2 separate regions of the Mus musculus genome follow, and region 2 is linked to region 1. A link is a loop called in an ENCODE intact Hi-C map of the cell type or tissue named here. Cell type or tissue: heart. All regions are shown on one strand.

Evidence for each region. A loop is a pair of places that touch in the nucleus more often than their neighbours do. Peaks named below come from ENCODE experiments on the same cell type or tissue, not always from the same donor. Only the 100,000 strongest peaks of a DNase experiment are listed, where the experiment ranks them.
Region 2: a loop joins it to region 1, with 6 times the contacts of the local background. A loop is called at or near these places in 6 of 42 quality-filtered maps.

The regions. Positions count from the first base shown.
Region 1 is chr17:23,744,260-23,752,259 of GRCm38, forward strand. Kremen2 (kringle containing transmembrane protein 2) reads right to left here and starts at 1,570. Exons shown (of 10, transcript NM_028416.2): 1 at 1,480-1,570; 2 at 676-844; 3 at 284-458. The coding sequence starts at 766. 9530082P21Rik (RIKEN cDNA 9530082P21 gene) reads left to right here and starts at 4,977. Exons shown (of 3, transcript NR_015472.2): 1 at 4,977-5,451; 2 at 5,542-5,840; 3 at 7,419-8,000. In heart, CTCF peaks have their summits at 2,323 and 4,833 (motif pointing right); DNase peaks (open chromatin) are centred at 582, 2,252, 4,962 and 5,712; H3K4me3 peaks cover 2,648 bases; H3K27me3 peaks cover 4,333 bases.
Region 2 is chr17:23,957,230-23,965,229 of GRCm38, forward strand. No RefSeq gene overlaps it. Among named protein-coding and RNA genes, the nearest start is that of Sbpl, 6.0 kb to the left of the region's middle. In heart, no CTCF peak of the experiment used is centred here; a DNase peak (open chromatin) is centred at 3,342; H3K27ac peaks cover 962 bases.

The DNA.
Region 1 (8,000 bases):
GGCGGATCCAACCAGACAAGGCATCCCAGGGCCTCTTGAGGGTGTAAGCCTTTGTGCTGGCTCTGACTGGCTTTGCAGAAAAAACGGTCACATATCTTTAAAAGCCGGGTTTTTGCAAACCTTGCGAACCTCGTTTGAGATAGGGCCCACCTTAAATCTTTCTGAGGGTACTGTACCAGGCCAGAGCAGACGCCTCTCTGTCCCTCCTCCTGCCACCACTGGTCCAGCCTTGCTGAAGCGCACCCTCCCACCCACCCACCCACCCCAGAACCCCCCTCCTCACCTACAGAAGTTATGCGCACCCAACCCCCAGCGGCCCTGAGGGTCGCTGGCGCTGCTGTAGCTGTGCTGCTGTGTCTGGTCCCAGAAAAGACAAGGGCGTCCAGCTCCGCGTGGGCCGGTGTAGTTCTGGTGGCCTCGGTAGTCAGCGCCGTTCACCTGGAAGCATTCGGACAAGCCTGCCCGGCAACCGCGGGATCTGGAGAAGTCTGGACACCCACTGGGCCTCCTCAAGCCTGGTCCCAGCCAGTACTCCCCAGTTCCCATCCCCGAGGGGGCCTTCGGGTTGCTCAACTGCTCCACCCACCTGCTGTCCCGCCTCTCCAGCTTTGGGACCCCTTCCCTGGGGCCCAGGAGAGAGCAGTGACTTTGGCCTGGCCACCTTGCCTTACTCACCTGGACTGTGCAGGCTCCCTGCTGAGGCCCCGTGCAGCCGCAGCAGCAATGGGAAGAGGAGGAGGAAGCCCTGCAGATGTGGTGTCCCCATCTTCCCTAATCAAAGAGATGGTGCCTTGGACGGAACACGGCCTGGGACACCCACGGGGTCTAGGATCTCCCAGGTGACCTGAGGAGCAGGGGGCGTTGTCCTTTGATCGTCAGTCCTGATCTTACTTTTGTTGGCGCTGCCGGTCTGAGACCAGGAAATACCTTCCCGGGATCTCTACCCGGCTGTCGCTCTTCAGGGGTCTCTAGGGAAGGTATCTGGCCGGAGGTGACTTCAGGCTCGGCTTTCTAGCTCTGGGTCCTGCCTGGGTCCCCACACTCACCCCATCGAACTGTGCCTTGCACCTTGAGACTCCCTCACCCAGGTTTCTAAAGCACTGCCTCCTGCCCCCCTTGTGTCCCTACAAGTCCCTCCCCTCTTGTCCCACACCCCCTAGGGAAGGCTGGAAGCCCCGCCTGCGACTGCAGCGCAGGCAGCAGGTCCAGACGCCTCCCACGCCTGATCCCCGGGACCCCCACCGTCCCAACACATGCCTCCCACCCTTTCTTCTTTCTTTTCCATGGTCGGTGTGGGTTCTATTGGGAGAGTATGGAGGGACACATACCAGGTTAACAGACCTCTAGAGGACCCTAACGGGAGAGTTACAGGGCTCCCTCCCACGACTGCACCCAGTCAAAAGGACACAGGCACCCAGATTTAAGTGCGCGCGCGCTCCCATTCAATCCATTCATTCATTGTAAGACGCTCACACGCACATTTTCCCGGAATCCTCACGCTTCTGTCTCCCCAGGTCCCGCCGCGGCTGGCTTGAATAAGAAAACGCCACTCCCTGACCCTGATCGCGGGAGACAGACAGGAATCGTGGACGCTTAGTCCACGACAGGCAGGGGCAGCTGGTGTCTGGGGAGGAAGGCAGCTGCGCCCCCGGTTCCAGCCCGCCCCCTCTCCCGTTTCCATTTCTTCCACTCCCTAGGACCCCAGCCCAGGCTCTCCGGAGCCTTGCCTTGGCGGAATTCCCCAAGCGGTGCCCCCCACCTGGAGGGGAGGGGGAGGGGAGCAGGCCCAGGCAAGCGTGGGGGGAAATTCCCCGCCCCCTCCCCCTGAGCCCGACTCCTCCGAGTCCTCTGATCTCCCAGTGCTGCCCCGGGGCTTGGGGGGAGGCCAGCGCAGGTGCGTGGGAGGGCGGGGGCGGGGACCCGGGGAGGGAGATGGGGGGGTGGGGGACTCTAGGCAGCCCTACCCTGTCCAGACCCCTTGCCCATCAGACCAGCCTGCCCACCCTTTACTAACTAACCTCTGTATACCTTGGACCCAGGTTGACTTGACCCAGCTCTGACCGTCCTGAGAGCGTTTGCCACCTAACACACGTCCTGAAGCAGATGGAGAAACAAGATTCACAGGGAGCATTCTGAGAGGCCCAAGTGTACGTGGCAGAGATCAAAGATTAGCTGTGGGAGCCCTACAGTTGTGTAGCTGGCGCCCCATGCGAAGGTTCTTGGGGCTACCACAAGTTGCGAGGGGGTGGAGGGAGTGCGATAGAGGTGGGGTATTCCAAGGAGACGGACTTGCTTTAGGTTGTAGGCTAGTGAGTGGCGCCTCCTCTGGCAGCTCGCTCAGCAGCCAAGATGAGGATCCAGCCGGGAGTCCCCCTCTTGTACTGACTCTACCAGAGCCCTCCAGATATCTAACAAGGACACTCCAAGAAGACCTGTCTGTCCTTCCCTTTCCACCGGAGGGCAAAAATGAATGTTGAAGCTCTGTAGTTTTCCCCTCACGTTTTATGTGAGGGTCAGTCCAGTGGAGGAAGAAGCGAAGAACACAAGTGAATGTCCATGATCTCATGCATGGCAGAGTTGGCCAACGAACAGTGGGCCTTAAAACAACTCTCCAGAGTTTAGGATGGATCTGCCCAGTCCTGTCTCCTGCAAAGGGACAAGGGAGAGAGATGGTATTCAGTTACCAGGCTGGGGACACTGAGTGGAAAGAGGAAGTGTGTTCCTGCCACAAGTTCCAGTCTGGGGTGGCTGAGGAACCTTTGAAAAGTAAGACAGGCCACATGCCCCGCACCACTAACACACACACTTCCCCAGCATTCCACACTCAGCCCTGTGCAGGCAGCAGCTTGTCAGCATTCCCATGGCCCTAGGGGAACATTTGCACCTCCCCATTCTGCAGGTCCATGAACTGGGGCTCAGAGGCCTTTGGCAACTATGGGCTCACTAGCTAGTCAGTGTTGGAGCCTGGTTTCAAGTAGAGTCTGCTCTAGGTGCTGGGCACTGACACCGTTGTTCCTATCACATCTTTGGGGTTCTCTAACTCCACAGAACCATGTGGCTAGGGAGGGACACCAGGTAGCTCTCTCTCTCTCTCTCTCTCTCTCTCTCTTTCTTTCTCTTGTTCTTTCTTTCTTTCTTTCTTTCTTTTTGTTTTTATTTATTTTTTTATTTTTTTCCAGTCAGGGTTTCTCTGTGTATCCCTGACTGTCCTGGAACTCACTTTGTAGACCAGGCTGGCTTTGAACTCAGAAATCCACCTGCCTCTGCCTCCCGAGTGCTGGGATTAAAGGCGTGTGCCACCACACCCAACAGCTCTCTCTTTAGAAAAAAAAATTATATATTTTTAGACAGGGTCTTACTTGTAGCCCTGCTGGACTAGAGCTTGCCATAATAGACCATGTTGGACTGGAACTCACAGTATTCCCCTGCCTCTGCCCCCTGCATGACAGAATTAAAAGTGTTGGCCACCATGCCCACCTTCTAGTTCTCTTTGTCCAGGACCATAAGTCCCATTACTTTCCCCACACCTCCACTGAGAGCTGCGATCCCACTGCAGGCTCCCTGGGAGAGCTTTTTCACAGCTGGAGAAACCAAAGTACTGAAAGTTAGTATAGGGTCACAGTGCCTAAGACCCTGACCCTGGTGAACAAAGAAGCTTCCTGATCTGTCACTACCTGCACATACTTGTTATGTGGCGACAGCAGAGAGACAAGAACAGAAAACTTGGACATGAGGGTGGGTGGCCTTTGCTTGTATTTCCTTGGAAGCACATGATATCAGGTTTGTCCAGCTCAAGGTGTGTGTGTGTGTGTGTGTGTGTAGAGAGAGACATTGGGTGGCATTACCCCAGGACATTTCCCAGGGTGCATTTGAGCCCATCAGAGTGAGGGTAGATGCCAATGCAGACTCAGCAAAAGGAACCCCACAATTCTCAGTTGGATATCCGGGTCTCTCAGCGGTGGCACGTGGTGTTCTGCATGCATGCCTGCTTTCACACTTCCCCTCCCCCACCTCAGAGTCTGCTTGTCTTTCTCACTTCCCGATAATTACACCTTCCTCTCTGAATCACACCTTCCTTGGTCATAGGTCATAAGTAAGACGTTGTGTAGGTGCCATTTGATGCTTTGGGTCTCAAAAGCCTACTGCTATACCATGTCCGTTTCCTCTGTCTGCACCACCACCTGGCCAACTGTGAGAGAGAGGGCTGCCTCAGTGTACTTCAGTGAGAAGTGAGAGGGCTGCCTCGGCTGCCTCAGTGTACGACGCTCACCTTTTTTTTTTTTAAAAAGATTTATTTATTTTATGTATATGGGTACACTGTAGCCGAACAGATGACTGTGAGCCATCATATGGTTGTTGGGAATTGAATTTTTAGGACCTCTGTCTGCTCCAGTCAACTCTGATCACTCAGTTCCTGCTCGCTCCAGCCCAAAGACTTTTATTATTATACATAAGTACACTCACTGTAGCTGTCGTCAGATCCCTTTGTCGGGTGGTTGTGAGCCACCATGTGGTTGCTGGGATTTGAAATCAGGAACTTCAGAAGGGCAGTCAGTGCTCTTACCCGCTGAGCCATATCACCAGTCCCACACTCACCTTCATTGTAACATAAGCTGCTGCTGGCTTGTCATAAGTGCTCACAGCCTGTCGGGGCTAGGGAACACTCAGCCATGGATACCCATGACTTTGTTCATCTAAATTTCTTGAGCTTCCTCTGCCTCAGTTTCCCTACTGGGATGCCACAGTTGGGGAAATATGTGTCCAGCAGTTTTGCAAGTCTTGCCTCTGGGAGGCACAGAGGGTAGCTACCTTTGCTATTTACATCTGCCTCCAGCCTCTAGGGGGTGCTAGAGAACTGTTTCCAGAGAACTCTCGGTGATTTATTGGAATTTGCCATTCTGGACTAGGTTGGTAATTCTGAGAGGTGGAGTCAGTTTGTCTGCTCCAGCCATAAAATTCTTCTGGAGGGGCCTCTCAGGAAGGGCGGCTACTGACCTGGGGCTATGGGTTATGCTGGTTCTTCGTTGCCCCTCCCTCACAGGAGGCCTGGGAAGGAAAGGTTTCACTTTCGAAGGATGAGATGGCTAAACAGAAAGGCCCTGTCCAGTCATTTGCAATCAGACTTCGCCTGGTGGTTGCTACACTGACTGACTTGAGGGGGTGTCAGGGGTGTGGGGACCTCTGGGAAGAAGATCCTGGAGACCCAACAGTAGTTGGTGAGGAACCACCATGACTTGGTTTCAGAGTCCGCTGGTTTGGAGCAGAAAGGTAGGAACTGTATCCTGCCCATTCTCTCGTCCTGCTTCCCCAGACCTCTGACTCTGTCTTCTCTTTCCGCAGGAAAATTACGGCACCAGCTGGGAGCTGCAAATGCCTGTGGGGGTCCCAGTTGCTGCTGGTGTCCTGGCCCTCCTGGCCCTCCTGGCGTTGGCTTACCATTGTCTCAAAGAGGTACCTTCCTTCTCCTGACTCCATGCCTCTGCCCACAGCCATCTCCTTAGAACCTTCTCCTCTCTTTCTCATGACTCTCTCTGTGCCCAGGCCTGGAGGTCCAGATGCCAGCAGCCCTTGCCATGAGGGCTGGAGGTGTCCTCAAACTGGAGAGAGCTACAGCTTGTCTTCATCCACAGCCCGGGTCAGGGCCAGCTGGCGACCCTCTCTTCAGAGCCTCATGGCCCTCTACAGCCTTCCCTACTGTCCCTCTGAAGACCCTACTGGTACCAGGACAGCCCCTCGGCTTTGGGTCTGAAGAGACCTCCGTGTTTCAGAGGAGGTCGTGGTATTGGCCAAGCACCCTGCACCTGTTAATGTGGATGAAGGATTGAATCCATGGGAGGAGGGTAATGTGGGGTGAGGGCTGGATCCTCATCCCTCGGGTGTCAGGCATGAGGGAGGGGACACACTAGCAGAACTGTCTGTTGTCTCTGGGTTGTGGCATCAAGGCTTTCTCTCCCCAGAGTCACCTCAAGAAGTCAAGGCCCTGGTTACTCCATCTTAGCAGTAGCCTGTTCCTCTGGGGGTGCGGTAGGGGTGACACTGTGACCCAAAGGGGAGCCATGGACTAGAAGCAAAAGCACAAGGCCCTCGCGAGTGGCCAATGAATGTCTCAGCAGGCAGAGGAAGCTATGTCTGACCTCCACTCCCCAAATCTCTGTCATTGCCCAGGCAGAGCTTTGGGGTCTCATGTCCCAGCTGGCTCCTTCCTGGGACCATGGCAAGGGCCACTGCAATCTCACCCTTTGTAGTCCCTGAGTTCTCTTGGCTGAGCCCAGGCACCAGAGAAGGCAGGGCCTACTGAAGCACATCAGGGGTCCCTGGCTGGTGAGCAGTAAGCCTGTGGAACTTTCTGGGTCAGGACACTGCTGCAGGCCCCCTGTGTCCACTGTGACCTGGACTCCTGAGATCACCCAGGATCACCTCATTATTTTTTTGCTGAGCTTCCCTGGGTCAGGGAGGGTGAATTAGTAATGGCAGGTTAGTTAGGCCATGGCAAGTCGAATCTGAAAGTGATTCCTGCCCCTGCTGATGCACAGGCTCACCAGCCAGTTCTCTGGAGTGTAGACGTAACCCTGCATGCACCAACACTCTTCTCTGACTATGTCACACTGTGTGGAGATGGTGGAGGGATTGATGCAGATTAATTATAGTCTCTAATTAATTAAACTGTCTCTGAGTTAAGTAAGAGATGGGGACAGGAACACTGGTGCATGCCTGTGGTCTAAGCTAAATGTGGCAGGTTGAGGCAGCAGAATGACTTGGGTCTAGGACTCAAGGTCAGCCTGGATAACAAAGCACTGCCTGGCCTTAACTCTCAGTGGGGTCTGCTATGTAGCTCAGGCAGGCGTGCAAATTGTTAGGTAGCCCCATCGGGCCTCATCTGAGATCCTCATACCTTGATTCCCTGAGTACTGGGACTATAGGCACATAGAATTTGAGACCTTGATTCTCAAAAACAAAAAAAACAAAAACAAAAACAAAAACAAAAAACAAACAAAAAAGATGCTGGTGATGAACCTAGAGGGCCTGATTTGGCCAGTGAACTGTCTGGAGTCTAGATTTCTGCCCATAGCTGCACAGGAGAGGATGAGCTACCAGCCTTAGTTAGGGGCTGCCACTTTGATTGAAGCTGTGTGTGCCTCCAGGCAAAGGACACTGTTCAGACCTCCCAGAGACCTGGTTCACCAAAGGCATGAGCTAATAACAGGGAGTGTTTGGCAGCTGATCTTGGTAAATTGTTCAAAGCAGTAGTGTGTGTTGGACAGGACAGGCTGGTGGGCTTGGGGGCAGTGTGGAGTGAGACCAGCGTGGACAGGGCACAAGTGTCTAGGGCTGCAGGAAAGCGTGCCAAGCCTCTAATACCCTCCTGTTTGGCAGGGGCCTCTGCCATGGTCAGGAAGGTCACACTGAGTCTATTACAGTCCTGCAGAATAAGAACAAGATTGGTCTCCCTGGAGTACTGGATATCTTCCCGAGCAAGAGGCTGTAGGCTGAGGCAAGTGGAGGAAGGCCTAAAGACCAAGTGGGCCCTGGAGACATCCTTAAGTACATCTCTGGTGTCTGGTCCTTAAGTGAGGTAATCACACCTGACACACACAGCCAGGGAGAGGACCCCATGGCAGGAACTGTGGAGTCTGCACTGGCGGGCTGAGGAGGGGCCTGAGGAGAAGTGGGTGTGGAAGCCTCCCGTTGCAAGGTGAGTAGTTGGTCTCCAGGTGAGATGGAAGTAGAGGGATGGAAATGTATATTAAATCCCACAGTTGCTGGGCAGTGGTGGCACATCCTTAACGCCAGCTCTCAGGAGGCAGAGGTAGGTGGATTTCAGTTTTAGGCCAGGTTGGTCTACAGAGTAAGTTTCAGGACAGCTACCTAGAAGGAGGACTACACAGAGAAACCATGTTTCATAAACCCAAATCAAACCCCACCATCGAGTTTTTACTTGAAATCCTTTCTCTCTACCTGGTGCTGAGATTACAGACATGTGCCCCAGAGGTGCTGGGAAT
Region 2 (8,000 bases), 210 kb after region 1:
ATCAGTTCCAGGCTTAAGGCCAGTTTGAGTTACACATTGAGGCCCTGTCTCAAGGAACTGATGGCTAGACACAGCCCAAAAATAAAATAGACTTTCTGTTGTCATTACTGAAGTGTGCCTGTGCATGCATGCATGTCTGTGTGTGCATGTGCACATGTGTGTGCACGTGCATGTGTGTGTGTCTGTGTGAGTGAGTGTGTGAGTGTGTGTGTGTGTGTGTGTGTGTGTGTGTGTGTGTGTGTGTTACAAACACATGCTTGTGAGTATGCAGATGTCAGAGCAGGACACTGAGTGTCTTCTTCATCTCTATCCACCTTATTGCCTGAAGATGTGTCTCTCACCGGGATTCCAGCTCAATGCTGGGGCTGGCTGCCCAGAACGTCCATGGCTCTGCCTGCCTTTTTTCTGCCTTGCCACATATTGTGGCTACACTCACAGCCTTTCAGGGTTTTGTTTTGTTTTGTTTTGTTTTTGTAAACCTGGATTCTGGGTATCCCAACTCAGGTGTTCAAGCTTTGGAGCAATTGTTCTTACCCATGGGGCCCACTATCCTACCTGACCTTTGGGGCGTAGGATCACTGAATCTAGAGTTTTCTATTTGGGCTGTCATCTGGAGAGCAAATCCATTGGACCTCTCTGTCTCTGCCTCAGTGGTCCTGGGTTCAGTGGACCTCAGCACCCATCTCTTATATAGGCGGTTGGAACCTAAACCTAGGGCTCACACTTACACAGCAAGCATTTTTACTCAGAGAACTGTCTCCTTGGTGCCCTAATATGAAGTTTCTAAAGGATAAGGACACATTAAATGTTGTACAGGCTGACACCTTTAAAGAGTCTTCATTGTTTATCTGCAGTTTAATTAAGTTGGGGGGGGGGCAGGATGACTGTGTTTGTGTTTGTGAAACTTGACAATAGTAACCCAACATTAGGGTGCTGTAGGAGAATGACAGAGCCTAGGAGCAAGCACTGGTGAGGACAGTTGAGACCTGGCCTGTCCTGAGAGACTGGCTGACCTTTCTTGAGCAGAGTTAAGGTCCCGAGTGGCAGAGGAAACTGAAGATGGGGTCTGTGTGCCCTGGGTGTATGCATCTCTCCACTCATGCCGTAGTTTCTGTCACTACCAAGAGGCCCTAAAGCCACCGGAACTATCTGGAAGAAGGCCCTAAGCCTCTGTGATACTCTCCTCCCACTGCCTACCTGGAGAGGAGCTTCACCCTTTCCTGGGCATGCCAGCCTGAGTGGACCAGTGCAGGCCACGCTGGAGAAGCAAAGGCAAAGAGAACACTGAGTAAAGTTGTAAGCGTGAGACCCGTGAATGTTCTAAAGACCCCAGTAGATAAGCCACAAGAGATTGGCACAACCAAGGCATGCTACAGGGAAGCCCAAAAATCATAGCCCTGCTCACTCCAACGGTGTTCTCATAACCCAGAAAGACAGGGGTATCCTGGACTTCCCTGCTCTTCAGATCTGATTACCCTGCATCCCTGAACAAAGGGAGTCAGAAGGGAGAGCAGTAGGAGAGTGCTCGCAGTAGGTGAGTGCTCACAGTAGGTGAGTGCTCACAGTAGGTGAGTGCTCACAGTCGCTCCTTCATCTCCAGTGATCCTCTTGCCTGGATCAGGACTTGGGAGATTATACACCAAGTGTGGGAATTCACTCTGGGCTCTGCAGATGAGACCAGCAAGGAGAGCCAAGGTCAGCAACAGCAGCATGGCTCCCGAGGGTTCAGGACCCAGAGGGAGGTGCCAAGACTTCATGAAGCTCTGAGGAAGACATGGGGTGTCAGAGGTCTCCAGGCCTCAGACTGAGACAAGAGAACACCGGGGAACCCTGTTTCCCATCGTCTCAAAGGCTTCATGAGAGCCCAGGGATGGCTTCATCCCATGCCCACACTGTGACCCCAGTGTCACTGTGCTAACACTCTGACTAAGCTCTGAGAAAGCCAACCATATTGTCACAGTACACCTGGAGAAACCCCACATTTCAAAGCCCTCCATCCATCCGGCACAGTTCAGTCTCTAGCTGGCTCCACCCATTCCCCCTTTCTTCCTCTGGCGTCTCCTGCTGCACCAGGCCAGGTCTCACTCAGCTCCTGCCTTACCTGGGCTGAGCCCCATGACTTGTCCCTTTACAACCTGGTGACACCCAGCCATGCATCATGTGGGACTTTGGTTCAACCTTGGGAAGAATGTGAGGTGTATCCAGGACATTGAGGACATTGCACTTCTGTCCCACCCACAGTCCCTGAATAAAGGAGCCTCTTATTTGTGCCATCTGTTAAAGTGATCTGTTGTTGAGAATCCCAGTAGATAGCTGCCTTTGGAGACTATCCCCGAAGGACACAGCCCCCTATGTCCTCTGCTGGGCTGCAGTCTGCTGCACCCCATCCCCCACTTCCCAGAACCAGTCCTTCCATCTCCCACTGATTGGCCAGGGTTCCCAGCACAGCCTTAGTCCTCCAGGGAGCTCTGAGACTGGCCTTGCCATGATACCTATTTACAGCTGAGACACCAAGTGCTTTAGGCCCTGATAGCAGTCACAGTGGCTCAGTTTGGTCAGCCTTGAGACTCTTCATGGGATAGTGTGATGCATAGGAGCTCCATGGAAATGCAGTCTGGGAGCCCAGGAAAGGAAGCCAAGAAAAAGCACAGAGGGCTGACTTGGGCTGGGTCAGGAAGCCTCACCTTCAGGTTTACTGCTGCTGTAAGCCCTTCCTTCTGTTTGTCTAAGGCAGCTTCCTGGGAAGAGGAGGAAGGGTCGGGGCTGCAGAAAGCTTGTCTAGGGATTTATGTAGATCAAGCAGGGAGACAGCATTATTTGTCCATCTTGGAGCTGAGAACAAAGGATAGACTTTTATTTCACTGAACACATGAGCAAGCTCAGAGGGAAGATGTGGCTCAGGTCCTCCATGGAGACCTGGAAACCAGGCTGAACAAACATCTTCTTCCAACATGGCCTTTCCCTTCCAAATAACGGGGTCAGAACCCAGCAGTCACCTGGTCTCCACTGGCTAGATGGGCCACTTTCCCATCAAAGGGCTCTGCTGTGTTTCCAAGGACTGCTCTCCAAGAAAGGGCTGCGGACAATGGTCCTGAAGGTTCCCAAGAACTGCAGATTAGCTAAGAACACTTTCTGCCCTGCTCTAAAGAAGGTCCAGCTCCTGGAAGGGAGGAGCCTGTGAGAGATCAGTGATCCCTAGGTGGCTTCTTGTCAGGGAGGAAATCTGAACTTGAACTTGTCCAGGGAACTAGGTATTACCCAGAGCATGGGCCTTTGTTCTGGGAGCTAGTTGGTGCCATGATGCTGTGGAGTGTTACTGCCCTCTAGTGGAGAAAGGCAGAGATGCGGGTACACACTAGGCAGTGCTGGCCCTGACTTCCTTCTTTGAACTTCATTAAGGACTAGAATTCTTGGCCTGGAGGACCAAGCTAGAGCAGAGGCAGGGACAGAGCCATGGCAAGATTGAGTTTAGTTAAAATATGGCTCTGAGGAGTATAGCTGGGGTTCCTCACCCTGCCCAACTCCTCTCCCATTCTGCTCACTGGATTCCCAGATGATCTAGTGGGTGTCAGAGCAGGGTCTGTTTGCTAGGGCTCCAAACCTAGGAGCCAAGAGTCTGTACTCCCTATAGACTCTATAACCCTGGCCCCAAATCGCTCTGGGGTCATCCAAATCCATTTATATATTGTGGGAGTTTAGCAAATATGAGTTTATTATTATAGCAAACATAACAGTAAATTCATTATTTAAGAAAAATTACTATTTAACCTATTTTATTTTATATATGATTAATTTTAAAATAATTTTTCATGTTTTATTCTTATGTGTAGGAATGTTTTACATACATTTTGTGCTCTCATCCCTGTGCTCTCAGATGTCAGAACAGGGCATCTGATCCCACTGAAACTGGAGTTACAAATGGTTGGGTGCTGAGAACTCAACCCAGTCTTCTGCAAGAGCAATAAACGCTCTCGGTCACTGAGCCATAGCTCCAGACCCCCTTTAATTCATTTTATTTGCTTATTCTCTTTTGAAATAGTGTCACTATGTAGCCCAGGGTAGCATGAAACTCATGGCAATCCTTCTGCCTCAGGTTCCCAAGTACTGGGATCATAGGAGTGAAATGTCATGCCCGGATCATTTAAACCATGTTAAAGTGTACATTCAGTCCTGTGTAGCCATTGTTTTCAATAGATTCTGGAACTTTTTGTTATCCCACATGGAACACAATAAACAGCCTCAGTATTTCATCTCCGTTCTTTTAATGAGGTATTTTTTAATTTTATGTGTGTTTGCTCTCTTATCTGGCTGACCTTTACACAGGGATATCTTCCGCCTCATTGCATGCACACAGCCATTTGTGCAGTTTGCTTTATAGCTTTGTCTAGCTTTCTGGGGCTTAGTCTCCCTTCCTTCTTTTGACTTCGTTACTCAGTTGTATTTTCCCGTTCAGGCTTAAGCAACTTTATTGTGGTTATGGCTCACCAGCAGTAAAAAGTGTGTATGAGTCAGGTGTAGCGAGTACAGATGTTTTCCCAGCATTCAGTGGGTCAAAGGGGGAGGAGCTGAGTTCAAGACTAGCCTGGGCTACAGAGTGAAACCCTGTCAAAAAGAAACAAAACAATAAACAACAAACGCAGCTATGATGACTGCAGTCAGAAGACTTTTAGTAAATGTCCACACTCCCATATCTTCTGCTGCCATTAAAAGTGGAAAAGTTACCTCCAAAAGTCTCCCTGACATTCAGTGTGCCCCCATCAGAGTTCCAGGCAGCCAACAATCTGTTTTCTGCCACCTCTTGTATTCAGAGTCCTTCATCTGATACTGTGTGTCTGAGAATCTTCTGTTTTGTAGTTCTCTTGTGTCCTAACTAACTCTCCTGCTGCTGTGACAAAATACTCCACAGAAGCAACCTGAGGAGGAAATGGCTTACTTTAATTCACAAACTAAGGTTCTGGGGAGGTCAAGGTTTAAAGCTGCTAGTCATATTCCATCCATAACAAGGTTGCAGAGAGCTATGAGTATAAGCCGCTTCTCAGTGCCCTGCCTCTATTTTATACAGTCTGGAAACCCCCTGCACAGAGAATGGCACTGCCCACAGTGGGCAAGATTTCCAGTATCAGTTAGCATGATGAAGATCATCTCTGGAGCTTGTCTCCAATCTCCCTGTGATTTTAGATCTCAACAAGTTGTTGATTGAGATTAACTGTCATAGGTAATCTTTTGTCTTTTTTTTTCTTAATTTATCACCCATTTTTAAAAATTCATTTATTAGGTGGTGACCATGTGCACTATTTGTTGGGGACTGGTAAGTCTTGGAGGGAGAGAGGTTTTTACTCTTCTTGAAGTGGAATTAATGCTTCCTACTGAAAGTGAAAATGTTTAAAACCAGCTGGGTATGATGACACACACCTGTAATCCCAGCGCTCTGGAGCTAGAGGCTATAGGTCAACCTCAGCTACATGACAATTTCAAGGCCAGCCTGACCACATAAGACCTAGACTCAACTCCCACCCTAGCCACAAAACAAAGGGGGGAAAGAAACTGCCAACCAGCTCTCAAAGCAGCAGGGCTTCTGGCGCTTCACACAGAATGGAAGCTCTTCGCAGCCACTCGCCATCCTGGCTAAAGTTGGTGTCATTAGTGTTTCTCACTGTGTCTTCATTAGTCCCTTTCCCATAGTTGTGATCTGAGAGTAGGACCAGCAAGGCGACTCAGCAGATAAAGGTGTTTGCTACCAAGCCTGAACGATCCCTGGGACCACATGGAAAGAGAACGCTAACTCTCACTCTGCCTTACAGTCGTGGGTATGACCCAGACACACTAACTCTCAGAGATGTTCATAGACATACATTAATCCAACAGCCTCTTCTTGCTTCCGCACCCACCTACAACCTCCCCCCCACCCACCACATGCTCATACACATAATTTAAAATAAAAAAGTACTTTTAAGTAAATCTTTAAGATCACATGAGAGGTGGAGTAGCAATTGGGATATAAAGTAAATAAATTAATTATTTAATGGAAAAAAAATCATATGAGAGGCCAGGTGGTGGTAGACTTAGGAGGCAGATGCAGGTGGATCTCTCAATGCACAAAACAAAGAAACAAACAAGCAACCAAGCAAGCAAGCTCATGAGAGAACGTCTTCAGGGACGGCTTTGTCGGCTCACAGTCTGGGAGCTCACAGTTCTCGGTTGCTTAATCCCGCAGGCTTGAGCCGAGCATCACAGCAGTGACTGTGACGTTTTTAATTGTCAACTTGACACAATCTAGAATCACCTGAGAGACACACCCCTTCAAACATTAACTGAGGCAAGAAGTCAAAAAGCCTTCTCTCCCTTGGGTTGTTCTGGACAGTGTCAGTCAGCACAGAGAGAAGTAGAAGGCAGACGGTGGCCAACGTCCTCCAACAAGCTCCCATGCTGAGTGTTCTGCGCAAGCGCCCTCCGGACCCTTCAGATGGAGATCACTAATGACAATAGGAGTCACTTTCTGGTGCATGTGTTGTCTACTAGCATGGCTTCTTTCCCAAGTCTCTGCCCAGCTGTCTGGTGCTTTTGTTAGTTTTAATACGAAACCCCTGTCTTGGAGAATATGATGAGAAGTCTAAGGGCCGTGTGCAACGTGAACAAGCAAGGGGTCCCCGGAGGTAAAAGCATTTGCCCCCAAGCCTGATAACCTGATAGAACCCCTGGACCTACATATCAGAAGAAACAAATCCACTCCCAAAGCTTTTCCTCTGATTTTCACAGAAGCACGCTGGTGCACTCGTGAGCACAACCACGCATGCACACACATGACAGATAAATAAATAATTTAAAAATACTGAAAAAGGGAGTGAAGAACAAAAAGAAGATCTCTCCCTTCCAGGTTCTGCTTGCTCTGGCCATTGCTCTCACAGGGGGGTCAGACATATGTAGTAGGCTGGTGTGGTGATAGGCCTGCCTTACTCTAAGAGTCTCACTTTTTAAAATTCAAAATAAAAACTATCCCTTGAACTTAATACCGTAAAGCATGCAGACATGGTTTTTGTTTGTGTTTTGTTTTGTTTTGTTTTGTTTTGTTTTCTAAAAGCCAGGCATGTCAGGGTGCACCTGTAATCCCAGAGCAGATGGCAGACACAAGCAGAGACCCCCAGAGCTTGCCAACCAGTTAGCCAATCTAGCCAAATCAGCAAGCTCTCTCAAAAAAAGAATGTGAACAGTGACTGAGACATACACCTCCCCACACCTCTACACACATGCACACATGTGTACACACACAAAAATACAGTCTCAGCTTGGGTTTTATTGCTGTGAAGAGATACCATGACCAAGGCAACTCTTAAAAAGGACAACATTTAATTGGGGCTGGCTTACAGGTTCTGAGGTTCATGGCAGCATCCAGGCAGGCATGATGCAGGAGGAGCTGAGAGTTCTACATCTTCATTTGAAGGCAACAGAAGACTGTCTCCCAGGCAGCTAGAAGAAGGGTCTCAAAGCCCACCCCCACAGTGACACACCTACTCTAACAAGGCCACACCTCCTAATAGTGGCACCACCTAGGCCAAGTTTATATAACTACCATGTGCTAACTAATTGTGTCACTAAACTCATGGTTATAAACACCTGCTGTCCCAGCATTTGGAAGGAACAAGGCAGGAGAATCAACCTTTGCTACATAACAAGTTCAAGGCCAGCCTGAGATAGATGAGACCCTATCTCATCAAAAATAAATAGATTGATAGATAGATAAATAAATACATACATGCATAAATAAATACAAATTCAACAGGAAGTGATGGTTCATACCTGCAATGGCAATATCCTGCAGACTACAACAGGAGGATTGCCACAAGTTCAAGGCCAGACAAGGCTAAAGAGTGTGACATTGTCTCAAAAATCAATCAATCAATCAATCAATCAATCAGTTCCATTAGCCACATAGTCACTGGGGTGTCTCTGTATGTGTGTGTGTGTGTGTGTGTGTGTGTGTGTGTGTGTGTGTGTGTGTGTGT